Regions from separate parts of the Homo sapiens genome. Here region 2 is linked to region 1. Evidence: chromatin contacts called from ENCODE Hi-C or POLR2A ChIA-PET data. All regions are on one chromosome and are shown on one strand. Each heading gives the region's core, a stretch centred on a gene start or an enhancer-like site at or near the end of the contact. The rest is flanking DNA. Distances are from core to core; before and after follow the strand shown.

Region 1 (3,643 bases), core at 130-2,629:
TTGCCTCTCCGCTCCTCTCCTGTTTGTACTCAGAGAACGGCTCTGGGAAACTGTAAACCATCCAGCGGGAAGAACCTGTGCCTGCATCCTCATGGTGGCCCTTTGAGGCTGTGCCTGCCTTATTTGGTCTCTCCTGACTCCCCCAGGTGCTTTGAGAGGCCGGCTGCACAGGGCTCATTTTTGACCTCTTGCTGGACTGTGCTGCTCTGCCTGCTGACCCTCATCCTTTAGGTTTCAGCTCAAGCACCAGGTCCTCAGGAAGGTGCCTCCCTGCCCTGCCGCTGTGTCCCCTAGCATCTGCCCTTTTCCCTCCAGAACTATCCATGGCCAGTGACTAGCCAGCCATCCGGATGTTCACTGGGGCAGTGATTCTCTGCCCTCAGCTGGAGCCCAGGAGGCATGAGGGGCTGGCTCTGTGTTGTTCACCAGATGCCTGTGCACAGGGCAGACACCTCCGTCCCAAAGTGGAGTGCTGTCTTGTCTTGCAGGGTGAACCCTCACCAGCACACTTTTACTGAGCAGGTGCGGCAGCTGGTGCATTGCGATGCCCACGGTGACCAAGGCTTCGAAGGGCTCGGAGTCTAGTGGGCTGGAGTAGTGAGCAGGAACAGGATCCCGTGTGAGGAGTGCTTTATCAGAGGTATTTGCAGCCTCCTTGGGAGCACAGAGGAGGGACAGGCAATTCTGGGAGGTGGGTGGGGCAGGGAGTGTGGGCATTGTCAGGACGATGGAGGAACTGCTGTGTTCTGATCATTTGTTTATGAATCTATCTGCTCCCCTGGGCCGACTGCCCCTACTATGATGCGATGCACTGCTGTTTCTTGGGTATCCTGAGTCTCAGCAAAGGGCCTAGAGCCCAGTAGGTGCACAGGGAATGTAAGTTGCATGACAATCCAGATGAATTTGTGCAGATAAACACCTGGCTCATTGATCCGCTCTTCTCTGGCAAATCCATGTGAAATGGCTCCAGATGTTATTTCCAAAGTTCTTTCCAGAACAATTGGAGGTGGTGAGTCCCCCAACCCTGAGGGCAAGCCCAGCCCCACCCTGGGGTTGACTTCTACCGGGGAACTGAGCTCAGCCCTCCCATCAGACTTGCCCCATCCAGAGAGGTGGCAACACGACAGAATCTCCCAGAAGCTCCCAAAGGGGAAGGAGGCACCCAGGCCAAATTTCATCTGAATAATTTCTGGTCGGTGGTGGTTATCCGATGGGAAGCAGCACTTCCCTGCCTCTAAATTCTGCTCCTCTGTTGCAATACAAAGCCTTTCTCAGCCGCCTCCACACGGACTTTACTCGTGGATTTTGTCTGAAATCCTTCCTGTTTTCTAACTCTGTGGCTGGGAAGAAGGCCTGGACCCCTCCCAGATGTTTCTCAACGGTCTGGGTTGTCAGGATTTGAGGTTTCTGCATGCCAGGGACGTCTGGGTTGTGTTAGTTGATTGTGCTGGTGGATTTTGATTTTTAAAACTCACTGAGTAGTGTAGCCAAGCTCATAAATCCAAGTATTTGTTTTGCAGTAACTGTGATCTGGAATTTTATGTTAAGTTGTGGGGTTGTTTTCTGTTGGTTTATTCAGATGGATGTAATGCTACTCTCTGGGTGTTCAAGGTCTGCCTAGGTGTGGCAGGGGGGCAAGGCCAAGTGGCAACTTCTGATTCCACATCCTCGAAGCCAGGGAAGAGGCAGTGCTGTGCTTCACGGAGCCCACGTGGGTATCAGCAACCCTGGGACACTGGCAGGCCTGAAGTGTTAAGAAATGTGAGGAGCGGCCGGGCATGGTGGCTGAAGCCTGTAATCCCAGCACTTTGGGAGGCTGAGGCAGGCGGATCACGAGGTCAGGAGATCGAGACCATCCTGGATAACATGGTGAAACCCCGTCTCTACTAAAAAAAACACAAAAAATTAGCAGGTGTGGTGGCGGGCGCCTGTAGTCCCAGCTACTCGGGAGACTGAGGCAGGAGAATGACATGAACCCGGGAGGCGGAGCTTGCAGTGAGCCGAGATTGTGCCACTGCACTCCAGCCTGGGCAACAGAGCGAGACTCCGTCTCAAAAAAAAAAAAAAAAAAAAAAAAAGAAATGTGAGGAGCTCTGTTCCAGAGGATGGAGTCGAAGCCTGGCCTCTGCATGACTCAGCCAGACGGCCCCTAACCTAGGGTGAGCATGGACAGGCAGGATCCCCTATCACCCTCGCCCCTCCAGCCAGCTCACTGTGGCTAGCATGGGTCTAGGAGGTGCCTACTGTGTTAGGTGCTGGCCACCCACACACAGGTGGACATCTGCCACCGGGCTGCTGGGCTAGTGAGGGACAAAGAAGTCCTGGACAGTCACACCCATGTGTGTGGGGGACTGGGGTTCTTGGGAGGGTGCTCCTGGTTTACATGGTGATGAGTGGCCCCACCGCTGGGGTCTGCTCACACACTGAGTGAGGTGGGGGACTTGTTTCCTTCCAAATGTGTATTTGAAGGAGACAATTACTAAGAGGGTTTCCTGAGTTAGACTTAAGATGTTTTTGAGGGATTGGTACCATCTTCTTTCTTTCCTTTCATTCTGCAATATTGTATAATATGATCCCTTTGAATATCTGATGGAGATGCAGAGACATTCTCCTTTGCACCCGTGCCTTGTGTTGGGGGGGGATATCTTAAATGGGGGGCAGGTTAACAACAAGGTAAAGAGACAACAAGGTTCGTCCTATACATAGATTATGTAAGTAATGTTAGGGATGGGAGCTGGCGCCCTGAGACGAAGCAGCAGGCGGGGCCTCAGTGGGTCTCACTGACTCTGGGCTTGATTCTCTGGACTGTGAAGTGGGCAGTGAGGCCTGGCTGGCCCTACTCACAGGCTGTTTGGAGGAACATGTGAGTCAAGGGACGTAAAAGGACTCTGTCAGCTCTTGAGTGCTTCATCAACATTAGTCAGTGCCGCAGCTGATTCAGTGTCCTATTTGTGAAGATTAAGTCCACCTCGATTGATTTCTGAGAGGCTCAAAGGTTAAACCTGTGATCTCCAGAGCCAGGCTGATGTGAGTTCAGACCTTAGCTCCACTGCCTCTCTGTGCTTCAGTTTCCCGGTCTGCCACATGAGGACAATAACTGATACTCATCAAGGGGTTGTGTGAGGATCAGATTCATGTCTGAGCACGTGAACCATGCCCATACGATAAGAATCCCTTGAGGGGGATAATGATTTATTTATTTATTTACTTATTTATTTATATTCTTTCTTGTAGAGATGGGGGTCTTACTGTTGCCCAGGCTGTTTTCCAACTCATAACCTCAAATAAGCCTGCCAACTTTGCCTCCCAAAGTGCTGGGAATTCAGGCGTCGGCCTCTGTGCCTGGCCCCAGTGATTATTTTTCGAGAAAAGAAAATCATTACGTGGAAAGAAAGAGAGAAAGAGTAAAACTGAATATCTGGGGATGAAAACTTCAAGAGTTTTAGGGGCTGTTGTCTTGAAGTGTGTTGCAGTGTTCTTGGGCAGATCTGGCGTGGGGAGGTGAGGATCTGTGAGGAGAGTGAGAACAGCAAATAGATAAGAGCATGGAGATGGCCGCCCTATGACATCGGCGGAGGGACCTTGCGGCGACATCCAATCCTACCTGTGCCACACGGGCGCACAGAGAGGGCTGCTCTGTCTC
Region 2 (3,995 bases), core at 413-2,912, 110 kb before region 1:
GCAGGCGCGGCCCAGGGAGGCTGGGAGGCCACCACCCACAGCACTCGTAACCATAGACATTTAAATGGCATCTCCATCTCTAAACTTGGCTCCTTCTATTTTTGAAACTTTCGAACATAAAAGAGTTCATTTTTAAACAGGCTCTTCTGAGTCGGCTGAGCCTGCCCAGGCCCCAAATCCTGCACAAATGCAGCCAGCGCCTGGAGGCAGTCAGACAGTCGCAGAGTGTCTCATTTTGCTGTAAGTGACAGCCATAGCTAATGCCAGGGCGGGAAGGAAGACGCCTTCCATACCACTGGGCTGCCAGGACCTGGAAAATGTTTCTGCTTGACATCGCCATGAAAAAATAAAGCAAACGTCCTGCCCTAGAAAGAATCAGGCAGGGATGGGAGCAGAGGGCTGCTCTTTAGCCTCAAAATTATCTGGCGTTGTTTTTCTTGGATGACTGACTTTGTTAAAAGCCCCATTTCCCTTCAGATGCAGCCCGAGGATGACAGTCAAGGGTGACTCCAGCCAACAAACTCACGGGCTCCCTGTCTGTCCCCAGCCCGGGAGCCAAGACACAGAAAAGCGTTCCTGCCTTAGAGCCAAGCACCTGGCCTGGAGGTGTTTGTAAGGGGATCCCCTCCCCCGACCCCCCAGCAATGGGGAAAGTCCCCGAGACCTTGACCACTCTGCGCAGTTAATCCAGAGGCTTCCAGGACGGGGCACTGGCTGACTTCACTTTCACCTGTGGGTGCTGGACCCAGTGCACCCCCAGAGGCCAGGCAGCTTTCACTTTGGGGAATGTGGACTCTGTGGGTCCAGAAGGGCCTGTGTGGAAAAAGAAGCCAACAGTCCCTGGTTTTGTGTAAAGTCTCCTGATGTTTAAAGGCTGGCAACGAACTCAACTGAAAACAAATGCAAAAATACCACAGGCCAAACCACGGGTACAGGCTGGATGCACCCATGGGCCACCCAGTTGCTCTCTGTTTGGCTGTGACCAACTCGGCCCAGGTCCCATTTCTGGCACTCATTCCTGTTTCTTCACTTAAACAAAATGGCATGAATGCTGCCTTCTCAGGGGGCATGCTGTGAGGATGCTGTAACTTTGGAGAGTGTCTGGCCCTTTCTGGGGTGCCCCTGCTTCCTCCCTTCCTCTTTTCCCCTCCGTCTTCCCTTTCCTCCCTTCTCCCCTTCTCCCCTCTTCTCCCTACTCCCTTCTCTCCTTCCCTCACTTCTTCCTCTCCTCCTGTCTCCTTTCTCCCTCCTTCACTCCTCTTCTCCTTTCCTTCCTCCCTCCTCTTCTTTCCTTCTCCCCTCTCTTCTCCCCCATCTCTCCTTTCCCCCCTGCTTCCCTCTCCTCTCTCTCCTGTCTTCCCTCCCTCTTCCCCTCCCTCCTTCCCTGTCCTGGCCCTGAACCTTTCCCTGGGCTCCCACGCTCTGCTCAGTCTCACCTAGGCCCAGCCCATGTCTTCTCAGACAACCCAGCACCACCCCTCGACCACCTTCCACAGAGGGGGCTGCCCTTTTCAGCTCCCTTGCCAAGGGGCCGCCAGCATTTCCAGGTCAGCTCACGAATGGCAGTGTTCTCCAGCTCTTCTGTGTCAAAAACAAACACCCTCCTCCCAGCGCTGCTCCTGGCCGGCTGCCCCGCCCTCTGCCAGGCGTTTCTCAGAGGACAAGACCTAATGAGCTGGCTGCTGCCAGCCTGGTCCTCACAGTTCATCAGTAGGATTCCAGACAGGCATCAGGCTCAGGGACAGCGCAGAGACAGCTGCCTTCTCCTCTTTCCCGGAGGCACCTGAGACCTGAGCGCACCGAGGGGGCCGGTGCATGGGCTGCTCCCAGTGAGCGTGAAGTTCACGCCCAGAAGTACACCCGCCACCAGCTGCAGCAGCACAGGTTCGTCCAGCGCACCACGAGAGGCTGGGGCTCTCTGGGAGTGGAGGAGCAGGTGGGGATGAGCCTGGACTTGCACGCAGAGCTCTGGGCTCCATTAAGCCCCCGCCCCGTCCTAGCTGTGTCGTCTGGGCACGCCAGTTCTCCCTGAGCTGCTCTCCTCCTGGCAGAAGGGGGGTCATAACAGCACCAACATGCGGGATTGCGGTGAGGTCTAAACAGTCAGGCACAGGAAGCTGCACAGAGAAGATGCATGGGCAACAGCGCCCATGGAGAATCCATGCAGCCCCCTAAGAGGGGCAGAGAGCCTCCAAGCAAAAGTCATTCTATCTCAACACTCACTCCCCTGAAGACTATTCGTTCTTGGGAAATAGGATACCCAATATTGAATGTTTGTGGTCCCCTCGTAACTCACATGCTGAAGCCCTAATCCTGAATGAGATGGTGTCTGGAGATGGAGCCTTTGGGGGTGATTGGGGTTAGATGAGGTCAAGAGGGTGGGACTACCCACCACAGGATTACAAGGAGAAAAAGAGGAAAGGGATCTCCCCGCCCTCTCTCTTTCTCCCCCTCTCCCAACCAGGGCAGAAGAAGAAAAGCCATGTGAGGACACAGTAAGAAGGCGGACGTCTGTAGGCCAGGAAGAGAGTCCTCACCAGGACCCAACCATGCTGGCACCCTGGTCCTGGACTTCTGGCCTCCAGAACTGTGAGAAATAAATTTCAGTTGTTGAAGCCATCTGTGGTATTTTGTTATGGCAGCTGGAGCAGACTCAGACAATCTTTAAATACACATACTTTCAGCAGTAGCTGGCATGTCTGACCTGGCAAGATGAACTGATTGCACACTTAGGTAAACTGACTACTCATCCCAGCAAAGCCCCTAACCCTGTAACCACCCACTGAACTGACCAGACTGGTGGCTTAGCCCAGCCTTGGACAGGCAGAACTTCAGCCTTGGACACAGTCCCTGTCATCCTAAAGGAGCCTCCTTAAGGAGCACTTGTAGGACCAGAGAGAGTCAGAGTTAATAGCAATGATAGTAACTTCAATACTTTATGTGGAGCAGCTGTGTACAATGAGCTAGGGCTGGGACCAAGCATTTTATATTCATCATCTTGTTTAATCTGTGTTGTTACCTTGTGAAGAAGGTAGGATTATCTCGATTTCACAGAAGAGGAAACTAGAGATGAGATTCCCTGTCCAAGTTTACACTGCAAGTACCAGATGGACCAAGCTTCCAACCCTCCTCTCTCTGACTTTAAACCTTATGCATTCCATTAAAATTAAAGGAAAAAGAGTCATTGATCAAGGTCTTTTTCTTTCTTGAGATTTATTTGGGGTTGGGGGTGGTGTTGCTTTTTTTAAAAAAGAAGAGGCAAACATGTCTGTTAAAAACAAGCAGACAGGCCGGGTGTGTTGGCTCAAGCCTGTAATCCCAGCCCTTTGGGAGGCCAAGGCGGGTGGATCACTTGAGGTCAGGAGTTCGAGACCAGCTTGGCCAACATGGTGAAACCCTGTCTCTACTGAAAATACAAAATTAGCTGGGCATGGTGGTGCACATTTGTAATCCCAGCTACTTGGGAGGCTGAGGCAGGAAAATCACTTGAATCTGGGAGGTGGAGGTTGCAGTGAGCCAAGATAGTGCCACTGCACTCCAGCCTGGGTGACAAAGTGAGACTCTGTCTCAAAAACAAACAAACAAACAGAAAGCTCTGTTTTACCATCTTGGAGAGAACAAGCCTGAGACGGAAGGTTGGAAGCTCAAGAGGAGGTGAGGGCGCTAAGCAGGGAAAGCAGACCCCAGCAGTGGAAGTCCCTCCTGCCCCCCTCACTGTGAGCTTTGTCTTGTAAGAGTATGTGACATCGGGAGGCTGAAGCAGGAAAATGGCATGAACCTGGGAGGCGGAGCTTGCAGTGAGCCGCGATAGCGCTACTGCACTCCAGCCTGGGCAACAGAGCAAGACTCCATCTCAAAAAAAAAAAAAAAAAAAAAGAAAGAGTATGTGACATTCAGATATTGTCAGCGCAGGATACTCTGCTGTTGCTCAGAGGCTGGGGGCTCCTGCCGCGTTTGTCCACTGTCCCCTCTTCCTCATGCAGTGACTGCTGAGC

The links. A loop is a pair of places that touch in the nucleus more often than their neighbours do. ChIA-PET counts read pairs that join two places held with the same protein, here RNA polymerase II (POLR2A). Pooled maps may share reads with other maps.
Region 2: a loop to region 1 is called in a map of esophagus muscularis mucosa, with 1.8 times the contacts of the local background. The contact joins two enhancer-like sites. A Hi-C loop is called at or near these places in 1 of 168 maps with a recorded cell type or tissue (esophagus muscularis mucosa) and 1 of 50 pooled maps. POLR2A ChIA-PET finds 5 or more read pairs at or near these places in 4 of 52 experiments (AG04450, BJ, OCI-LY7 and 1 more).

Annotation. Positions count from the first base shown.
Region 1 is chr7:47,518,252-47,521,894 of GRCh38, reverse strand. The region is part of intron 2 of TNS3 (tensin 3); the gene reads left to right. Among named protein-coding and RNA genes, the nearest start is that of SNORD151, 55 kb to the right of the region's middle. RefSeq lists enhancers at 38-543, 544-1,050, 1,321-2,032, 2,033-2,744. Within about 2 kb of position 1,379, at least 13 of the 41 ENCODE cell types and tissues checked have a DNase peak (open chromatin) inside an H3K27ac peak, as active enhancers do.
Region 2 is chr7:47,633,123-47,637,117 of GRCh38, reverse strand. No RefSeq gene overlaps it. Among named protein-coding and RNA genes, the nearest start is that of LINC01447, 13 kb to the right of the region's middle. RefSeq lists an enhancer at 1,732-2,443. Within about 2 kb of position 1,662, at least 15 of the 41 ENCODE cell types and tissues checked have a DNase peak (open chromatin) inside an H3K27ac peak, as active enhancers do.